2 separate regions of the Homo sapiens genome follow, and region 2 is linked to region 1. The links are chromatin loops, found by intact Hi-C in ENCODE. Cell type or tissue: B cell. All regions are shown on one strand. Links, peaks and the distances in the headings refer to the core of each region. The heading gives the core; the rest is flanking DNA.

Evidence for each region. A loop is a pair of places that touch in the nucleus more often than their neighbours do. Peaks named below come from ENCODE experiments on the same cell type or tissue, not always from the same donor. Only the 100,000 strongest peaks of a DNase experiment are listed, where the experiment ranks them.
Region 2: it touches region 1 in a loop (5-fold over the local background); 11 of 110 quality-filtered maps call a loop at or near these places.

What each region holds. Positions count from the first base shown.
Region 1 is chr3:113,623,863-113,629,249 of GRCh38, reverse strand. It overlaps SIDT1 (SID1 transmembrane family member 1), which reads right to left. Exons shown (of 25, transcript NM_017699.3): 24 at 3,035-3,148; 25 at 1-1,604. The coding sequence ends at 1,542. Among named protein-coding and RNA genes, the nearest start is that of MIR4446, 32 kb to the right of the region's middle. RefSeq lists a silencer at 2,197-2,296. In B cell, for the core only: a CTCF peak has its summit at 2,298 (motif pointing right); DNase peaks (open chromatin) are centred at 2,269 and 3,309; H3K4me3 peaks cover 1,871 bases; H3K27ac peaks cover 4,235 bases.
Region 2 is chr3:113,133,075-113,138,461 of GRCh38, reverse strand. All of the region lies in intron 1 of NEPRO-AS1 (NEPRO antisense RNA 1), which reads right to left. Among named protein-coding and RNA genes, the nearest start is that of LOLI1, 31 kb to the right of the region's middle. In B cell, for the core only: a CTCF peak has its summit at 2,152 (motif pointing left); no DNase peak of the experiment used is centred there.

The DNA of each region.
Region 1 (5,387 bases), core at 108-5,107:
TATTTCATTGAAAGCAACTTTGTGTTTTTAAAATCAGGAAAAGCTTGCTGTTCAAACTTCTAAAATGGGTTTTTGAACACAATGCAAATAGTTTAGAGAAAGAATAATAATTTAAAAAAATGCCTGATCCATTTCTCTAACGAATGATCAGGAAAGCAGAGGCAAGAGGTGACTTTAATTTCACAAGCAAATACATACGCATGTGCACATTTATACGTCTATTTTCTGATTACGTCATACTCCAGGCAACAAGGGGGCCTGGTCAATGTAGAACTTCTCAGACACAGAGCTGCCAGACAGTGTGAGAGTGGAACCCAGATGCTGAGCTTGCCAACACCTTACTGGGGAGAGAATGTCAGGTGCAACCGAGAGACAACATTAGATTAGCTGTGCACTTTGCAAGAAGAGGGGAAGAGGACAATACGTTCATCCTGAGAGCTGCTTCTGAGAACCTCAGGGAAGAAGTCTAGAACCCTGATCTACATAAAGTGACAGATGACGGACTCGCTGTGGAGGACTCCTGAAGTAGTGTCCCTGATTAGAATGCTGATTTCTTCCCCAAAGGTGATGTGGGCACAGAACTGAGCTGTGTGAATGGGAGGCCAAATAAGCTCTGCTGAATTTGCTCTGGCAGCCCAAGTCCTTAAGGTGAGGCCTGTCTGGCTGCTGCTGCTGTTACCAGTCTTTTAGTATGGTTAGTCATTTCTCTTGTTCCTGCTGCTGTTAAAAGAGCTTTTCCTGTTTTTCCTTCTGCCTTGAAGCTGGCCAGACATCTGTGGAGTGACAGGGCCTTTCCAAGAAGGCAGAGTCAGAGTGATGAGGTCCACACAGGTCAGTGAGATGAAGACACGAAGGAATATGTAAGCACCCAGGACTCGGTCCCAGTGACAGTTACTTGTTAAGAGGAATGTGTGACAAACCCCACTCCTGAGCCCTTCTGATGGCATCAGAAACCTGGGGGAAATATACAGAGTTTCTTCTGGGAGGTGACTAGCTGGTGCCATTAAAACATCTATCCCAGTAGGGCAGGGCCTGGGGTCACCTCCCCGCCATATTCTAAAGAATCACATCCTCTTGCTGGAGCAGCAGGTGTTGCAGAGGTGTGAAGGGGGCCAACACAGTTTCTGGGCAGGAAGTCCAAGCTGCTGGCCTTTCTGGGCAGGGTGACAACTGGAGGGAAGTGTGCAGCAGCATTCTGCCATTGCTGGCAAGTCTCCGTGAGGGTGGGAGGGACCCCAAGATGGTGAGTTGACTTGGATGCAGTGCCTATCCCTGTTGCACTCCCAAAGCTGCAGATGGAAGGAGCAAGTGTTTCTCAGCTCCTCAGGTTTGCGTCTGTCCTCAAAACATGGCTCCCCTTCTGCCTCCTTTCTTGCAGGTTTAAATCTCCCGCAGCCCCTCTCCTTCCTGTGTGAATGCAGAGTTGGCTCTACAGAGGGTGAGTGGAGCATCTGGCAGTGGTTACTTTGCTGTGGTCACTGTAATTTTTGTGAAACAGCACCAAGATTGATCGCTCCCTCCCCTCTCTTAATGTTGGAGGTTCAGAAGACAGGGATCTGGTCTCTCCGAACCACATCAAGGTCATCATCCAAAGTTAACAAAACCTGAAGTGAGAGGGACAGAGAAATGAAAGGAATGGACAGTCACTGTCACACTAAGTCCTGTTTTCTCTCTGAGATGCACACAGACTGGAAACTGTTAGTTCCCTCTCATTCTCATGCCTTCTGCAGCTCTCTGCAATCCTTTGCTCTTAATAGGCACTTATTATAATTATACAATTCATTTGTCAATTAAATATTCATGAAGGTTTATGATGTGCTATTCCAGATGCTATGGAGATATAGTTGGTAATGAAAGAGACAAAAATCCCTATTCTCCATGTAGCTTACATTCTAAAGAGGGCTTTAGACGTGAAACAAATACATGAGTAAAATATAGCATGTTAGATAGTAATAAGTGCTAAGGATAGAAGTTAAATAAGGGAGGAAATACAGGAAGTATCAGGTGTGGGGAGGTAAAAAATTTTGATAGGGTGGCCTGGGAAGTCATTACTTAGGGGACATTTAGGTCAAGAGTCAAAGGAATAAAGTCCTGTTGGATAGAGTATTGCTATATAAGAAATGTACCCTCCTCCTCCATTTCTAGTTCATTTGACTACTACTGCCCCACGTGGAATCTTTAGTTCCACTTTTGCTGTCTCTGTCTCTCTCATGAAGGTGACGATCAAAAGTAAAAGACGTAAGGACTGTTTATACAGATTGGCCAAGCTTCCCAAACTGGCCACTAGAGGATAGCCCTGCTCCACTCTTGAAGTCATATGGCCTGCCTGAGCCCGCTTTGCGTGGAGCCCGGGCATCTAGTAGGTCTGGAGCCCGGGAGTCTAGTAGGGTTGTTAATTGTCAATTGAACCTGCCTACAGGCACCATGGACTTTTAATTGGGAAAAATCAAAGTTAGGATTAAAGGATGGAACTATAATCCAGGGTTGATATAAATACTCATGGCTTCTGAGAAAGGGTTGGGGCAAAAAAATAGAGAAACTACAGGAGAGATTTGGGACAGACTGGTCAGAAGGCAACAGACACGTGGCTGCTACCCCAAGCCACTTAAGGAATATGTAAAATATTTGTGAAATATTCAGGGAGACTGGAGGAGGAGGAGGAGGAGGAGGAATGTGAGTATGGCATAAGAAGGAATAACCCAATGTTATCGGAATTGCTAAAAGTGGTTCCTGGGGGAATTCTGGGCATGTGGGTCTAATAACCAATTCAGAACAAACGTGCTGTGCAACTTAGGGAAAGTAATTTTGTCCCTCTGTGTCTAAAGATATTGAAGAGTAAAAGAAAAACTAAAGATCTAACCAAAGGATATAAAATTTATGAAAGAAATAAGATGGTCTGTACATTGAATTACAAGGAGGAAATGGAAAGTAAAATTAGAGAGGAATATAAAAAAAAGTAAGGAAGAGCAGAAGAAAAAGAGAGTACAAGATGTAAAGAGAGAAGAAAGTCACAAAAAGATAGATATGAACTCACCAAGAATGAGAAAAACAGAGCAGTAGCAGAGAGGAAGTGCCAGATGTCATGGTCATCGAAGAAATCCAGCAGAATGCACTCGCGGTTCTTCTCCCGGGATTCGGCCGGAGTTCCCTGGAGGAAGGTGAGGCAGGACATGGGCAAGATTCCCACAGTTCAACTGTTCAAAGAGTTGAACGTCCAGAAAGCCACAAAAACGCTACTAGATGTCTGGTTCGAAAAGTTAGCTTCCAAGAAAACATCCATCCACACAAAAACCTGTACACAAAGACCTCAAAAGCACAGGCAACCAAAGCAAAAATAGAGAAGCGAGATTACATCAAGCTACGAAGCTTCTGCACAGCAAAGGAAATGACGAACAAAGTGAAGAGACAACCCACAGAATGGGAGAAAATATTTGCAAACTATCCATCTGACAAGAAATTAATAACCAGAATATATAAGGAGCTGAAAGAACTGTAAGGGAAAAAAAATCCAATTTAAAAATGGGCAAAAGATCTGAATAGACATTTCTCAAAAGAAGACATACAAATGGCAAACAGGCATATGAAAAGGTGCTCAACATCATTGATCATCAGAGAATGCAAATCAAAACTACAATGAGATATCATCTTACCCCTGTTAAAAAGGCTCGTATCAAAAAGACAGGCAATAACAGATGCTGGCGAGGATGTGGAGGAAAGGGAACTCTCACACACTGTTGGTGGGAATGTAAATTAGTACAGCCACTGTGGAGAACAGTTTGGAAGTTCCTCAAAAAACTAAAAATAGAGCTATGGCCGGGTGTGGTGGCTCACACCTGTAATCCCAGGACCATGGGAGGCAGAGGCAGGTGGATCGCCTAAGGTCAGGAGTTTGAGACCAGCCTGGCCAACATGGTGAAACCCCGTCTCTACTAAAAATACAAAAAAATTAGCTGGGCACGGTGGTGGGCGCCTGTAGTCCCAGCTACTCAGGAGGGTGAGGCAGGAGAATCACTTGAACCTGGGAGGTGGAGGTTGCAGTGAGCCGAGATTGCGCCATTGCACTCCAGCCTGGGAGACAGAGGGAGACCCCGTCCCCCCGCCCCCCCAAAAAAAAGAAAGAAAGAAAAAAATAGAGCTACCATATGATCCAGCAATTCTACTACTTGATATATATCCAAAAGAAAAGAAATCAGTATGTCAAAGAGTTATCTGCACTCCCATGTTTATTACAGCACTGTTCACAATAGGCAAAATATGGAATCGATCTAAGTGCCCATCAACAGAGGTATGGACAAAGACAATATGATACACATATCTACATAGACAATGTACATACACCTACAAACACAATAAAATACTATTCAGCCATAAAAAAGAATAAAATCCTGCCATTTGCAGCAACACGTATGGAACTCGAGGCCATTATGTTAAGTGAAATAAGTGAAGCACAAAATGACAAATATTGCATGTTCTCACTCATATGAGGCAGCTAGAAAAGTGGATCCCGTGAAGACAGAGAATAGTTTGGTGGTTACCAGAGTCCAGGAAGGGTGGGGGGAGAGGGAGATGAGGGGAAAAACCAAAGAATATACATGTATTTATGACCACTGAACTGCACATTTTAAAATGGTAACGATGGTAAATTTTATATGTATATTTTACCTCAAGGAAAAAACTTGTACACAAATATTCACAGCAGCATCACTCATAATGACACAAAAATAGAAACAATCCAACTGTCCATCAACTGATGAGCAGGTAGATAAAATGTGATATATCAGTACAACGGAATATTTTTCAGCAATGAATAGACATGAAGTACTATGTATGTTACAGCATGCTTGAACCTAGGACACATTAAGTGAAAGAAGCCAGACACAAAGGCCGTGTATTGTGTGATTCCATTTACATGAAATGTCCAGAATAAGCAAATATACAGAGACAAAAGGTAGATTTAGTAGTTGCTTAGGGGTAAGGGGTTAGCGAGAAATGAGGAGTGAATGCTGATGCATATGAGGTTTCTTTCCGGAGTGACAGAAATGTTCTAAAATCTATTGTGGTAACTGTTCTGATGGAATGCTAAGACTTCTTCCTGTTCTGTGCCTCAGATATACCACTAATTTCCTAGGCTTCGGCTCTGTTATCTATGGACTGGATGTAATGACACTCAGCTTGGGTATTTGTTGATGGATGGAGATTATGAGAAAGATGAGAAGATGAACTACTCAAGGCTTTTGACCGCGTTAAGCATCCACTGGGACCAGCGTCGTAATACAACATGCAATGAAGACCAAGTTTGCAATGTCTGTAGTACTTACAGATTTATAAAGTGCCACCCTGAGAATGATAACGCATGCAGTTATTGTGCATTTGTGTGCGGCTATTAA
Region 2 (5,387 bases), core at 96-5,095, 490 kb after region 1:
TAATATAGCCCGATCTTAATAATAAAACAAAATAATAAAACAACAAGATATTCTAATATCTGGGAAAAAAACCCCAAAACTCTTTTTAAAGCAACTCTTGGATCATAAAGAAAATCAAAATCAAACCTAATATTCAGAAAATAAGAAAATGTTTAAATTTAAAATAAAAATATGTTTTAAGGAAAGATAGAAGATAGAAGCTATGAAGCTATATGAAAAAGAAAGCAAGGAAATGAAAAAGAATTCAGCATGATCTTTATCTCTGGTGGTTGGAGGAGTAGTATGGACAGAAGCAGAGGGAGGGAATGGGAGGGGCAATATAGGTAGATGGAGTTTATTGTCAAGACGCATTGGGTGATGGGCCCATATTTTAAAAATTATGTTAAAAAATGGAAGAACTAAACAAAAGATGGCTATGCATTTACCAATGATGAGAGTGTAACATAAATTAAGGATGATGATTAATCCAATTCTGTGCCAAAAACTAATTTAGAAATAACTATATACTAGAACCTAAGGAGTGCAATTTAAAGCAGTGCTCAGAGGAAAATTCATAGTCTTCCATATGTAGAATAATAAAAAGACTGATAATGAAAGAAGTAACATCTGACTCAAAGAATTAATAAAAAGAACTGAATGATAATAATAAACCTAAAGAAAGTAGAAACTAAAAGCAGAAATTATTTAACTAATAACAAACAAAGTGGTATGTGTAGTGGTCAGATTGAAATAAATTATGGACTATCTGTACAGTGCAATACTCTGTGGCTATGAAAAAGGGAAGAGAAAGCTCTCTCTGGATTGATAGGGAATAATTGCCAAGCTATGTATAATAGCTAAGTAAAAAAAAAAAGCAAGGTGCTTTTGTGTAACGTATGCTATCATTTGTCCTTTGTGTAAGAATCAGGAAAGATAAAGAATATCCACACACACACACACACACACACACACACATATATATGCACATATGCACTTATATATGTGCATGTGTGTATATATACATATATACACATATATATGTATATATATATACACACACCCCTGCACATATATGTAATTGCTGGTATATGCATCTCTCTGGAAATATTCATCAGAAACTTGAAGCATTGGTTGCTACTGGCTAGAAGAAAGAGTAGAAGGGACATTTTTTACTACCCTTTTGCACATTTCAAATTTTGAATCACATGAATGTGCATACTTATTTAAAAATTAAGTTAAATAATTGGCAAGTAAATTATTTCTAGTTTTTAGAAATATGGAACTGAACAAGCCTTTAAATTTAAGATCATAAAATATAGCAAGAAATAGTTTTATTTTTCTAAATAACATTTTTATTTTCTACGTATATATTTTTCTAAATTATGTATTCCAAGTCCAGTTATGAGAGAGAGATTGTGGGAAATGAAAGGAGTGATAAACCACAGGAAAAGAGAGGGACCATGGGAAATGAGACTAAGAGTTAGACGGGAGCCCAGGAACCTATGCCGAAAGAGAGGAGCCAGACAATCAGGGAAGTTTGGTGAAACAGAAAGAAGTACAGGCATTCTACAAGTTCTAGGATCAGGACAGTCGGGTAAAATGTTCTTGCAACAATGCCTTCCATCTGGGACACGAGCTTTAGAGCAAACTATCCTGTTACAATAGTCTTTGAAATCATGTGAGAATAAAATGTTTATTTTTTCCATTGAAACCTAAGGGTTTTCTCATATGTGAAAAGAATTAACAAAGGTTTAAGAGAGTCAGTTAGGAACCTAGTATGTCTTTGACATTCAAAAGTGGTCGAATTGCTTCGTCTTTGTTCACAAGAGAATATGCGTTCCACTATTAAATGTCAGGCAGCTGTATTTGAAAATAGTGTTTATTTCACCTTTTAAAAGCCTCCCTTGACCACAAATAAGTCTAACTCATGAGGCTATAAATAATGTTTTATTTTTCCAATTTTTCAATTAAAAATATCAAACTCCTGGAGGAGCCACCCTTAGAAAATGAAGCACAATATCAGCTTAATAAAAGAAAAATTTATGTTTCTGGTTACAATATCTTGGCTTGAATAATTTCATCTCAGAATGCAAATGTAAGATAGAGTGAAGTTAAGTTGGGACCCAATCAAGTTTTGAAGATTCCCATTTCTGGCGTATAAAATAATGCAAGTTTAACGTTTTGGGAGACACCATTACCTCTGTTGCCACCTGCTGGTAAACATATGTCTCATTTAATTCAGTTAATGGCTCACCCCGATTAAACACATTTTGGATCTTGGAGATAGATTTGCAGCAAAATAACTTCTGCTGCTTCAGAAGTGGTCACTGGTTTACGGATGCAGTGGCTGATGCATCACAGGGACTGGCTGTGCTGAGCTATGTCCCTTAGTACGTAGGACAGCCGAAGACAGCTTGCACTGGTATGTGGATTTAGACAGGCCTTCCTCTGGCAGGGCCTCCTGCTCTCCCAATTCTTTAAGTTTGTCTATTCTCATGTCCATCAAAACATAGGATTCTTCTCCTTAAGGAGATCAGTTTTTAAAAACACTGAATGATTCTGAGTCTTAATTTAAAAAATTTTAATCAAAGGCTTTTGACCCTCCAAATGAACATGGACCACACACATATATATACTCATGCATACAGTTGCTTCATTTTGGTTCTGAGGTTGAAGTCAACACTGATGAACAGAGATGCTTTTATTTATTCTGCATGCAGCCTTTCTCTTCCTTCTCCCACTCATATGCTTTATTCTTCTGCTCTTTCAAAACCTGCATTCCATGCTCAATACTTGTGCATTTAGCTGCAACACAAACACTCATAACTCACAGTGTGGCTAATGTTTACACATTTTCTTATAAACATAAGGAGCCTACTTTATCTGGAACCCTCACTTTATCTGGAATTTTAATAAGCAGAAGGAAAAAATATGACCATTTTCCTTCTATGGTACCACTTCATGATGCTAATTGGTCATTATGTTCCCCCAAAATACTGTAAGATTCTGATGTGGTTTTGTTACCCATTTACTTATTTAAGAATAGTTGGGTGGTTGGTTTCAAGTTTTTGGTGATTCTGACTAGAGCTGCTATAAACATGCATGTACAGGTTTTTGTGTGAGCATAAGCTTTCATTTCTCTACAGTAAAAACCTGAGGGATGGGATTATTGGGTCATTGTGTATGTTTAACGTTTTAAGGAATTGCCAAGCCATTGTCCAGAGTCGCTTTACTACTTTGCATTCACATGTGCAATGCATGAGATTTCCAGTTGCTCCGCATCCTTGTCAGCACTTGGTATTGTCAGTATTTTTAATTTTATATATAATGGTAACACATTGTAGTTTTAACGGACATTTCCCTAATAATGAATAATTGTTGAAAACTTTTTGTGTACTTACTATCATCTAGCTATCCTTTTATGTTAAGTGCCTGTTTAATTACCCATTTTTTTACATTGGTTTATTTGTTTTCTGTTGCGTTTTGAGAGTTCTGATATATTCTGGTTATGTCTTTTGGTAATGTAGTTCTTGAATCATCAAAAAATGTATGAATATTTAAAGTTTTTTATTGTAAAGTTTTTAATTATATTTACTTCTTGGTGATTTACATATGCAAGCCACATAAGTCTATTAATTAAACTTTTCCATCACCCAGAACTGTGTGTATTTTGAATGATTGGGTGCTTTTTAAGGAGGCCCAGAGGGAAAGCTGGTAAGCTGCCCCAATCAGAGTCTGGAAAGAGCCATTTGGTGGATTCACAAAGGCAAGTCCAGGGTTTTTAGTCTTTAACTTGAAGATTCAAAAATGTGACTTGGTTGAGCCAGGCATGGTGGCTCATGTCTGTAATCCCAGAATTTTGGGAGGATGAGATGGGAATATTGCTAGAGCCCAGGAGTTTGAGACCAGCCTGGGCAACATAGTGACTCCCTGTCTCTTAAAAAAAAAAAAAAGAAAAAAGAAATGTAACTTAGCCAGTGTCCCAAGAGCTGATCCCATTTGAGGACGCTTATTCATGCTAGCAAGGCTCTCAAGAGACCAAAGTGCAAGACCAGGGTAGCAGCTAATGCACTAAGGGGGCCTCTTATGTCTTCTCCTATAGCTCCATCTGATATTCACAAGGTTCCTTGAGGAGCTTGGAGTTGGAATAAAGGGGATTTAGCTGTATCAATGGTTGTGACAGAATTTTTACTAGGTCATGGTGAAAAAAATAAGCATAATTTAACTTTTCTTAATGGATTCAACTTAAAGGGCTACCCTTTATTTAGAGATTGTATCCTTTCTACAACTTTGGCAAATTCCATATGAATTTATTTTCTTAGGGTGTATTGATGACTTACTGGCCTAGAAACAATTCTGAAAGTAAAGAGCCATTTTATGTTATAATTTCAGTCCTATCACCTGGATTTCTGAGACCTTGGGAGCTACCTCCCTCCCACTTCCTCATCTATATGTGTGTAAGTCAACTGAACTTGGCATTCAAGGCCCTATACAATCTGACTCTTAGCTTCCAATTTTATTTCAATTCACCTTACCATGAGAATCCTCTCCAGGTAAACCAGTCTTCTTGAAACTCCCAATATGCTGTGCCTTTTCTTGCCACTGGATATTTGCTGTATGATTTCTAGCACACCACTCCCTCCTCCACTGATCTTCTTTGATGTCTTTTAAGCCCGAAGTGAACACATACTCCTCTGGGTTCTTATAGCACCTGTCTTCGGTACCATTCCCAAAGCATTTATCCCACAATATCTTTCATTGTGGGTGACTCATGTGTGCTTTAATGAATGATCAGATAGTGCCCCCACTGGATGGAAAGCTTCTGAAGGGGGAGAAATAAAGGCCCACTTTTTTAGAAATCTCAGCATGTCTCCCAGCAAATAGCACAGTGCTTCTCACAGCAGGTGCTCAATAAGTGTCTGTTAAAGGAATGAATGAAGACATAAATGTACGAGAAACAGTATATTTAAATTCTTGCAACAGAATTCCTCTTTTCACCCATGGTTACCTATGTATTTTGATACTTGAACACATTCTTATACACACATCCTATATAAATATACAAACCGAGGGCTCCCTTGGGCTATCTCCTCAGACGTGTGAGTCTGTGAGTGTGGCCTGCACATCAGCATGCCCAGGCAGAAGGAAAAACAAGCAGGCACTCCCAACTGGGGAAGTCATTTGCAGCTCTTCCCATTATTACTGGCTGAATCTCTTTATTTAAAACAAACAAAGAGCTGGAAGAAGCAACTCAAGTGGCCAGCTATTAGCAAGTTCAATTATCAAAACACAGACCTGGTCTTTAAACCTATAAAACAGCAAACCCTAAAAGTCTGCTCCTGACCTTTAGCATCTCTGTGGCCAGCTGAACCTCCCCTAGCTCTCTCTTTAGGACCCTTAGGGGCCAC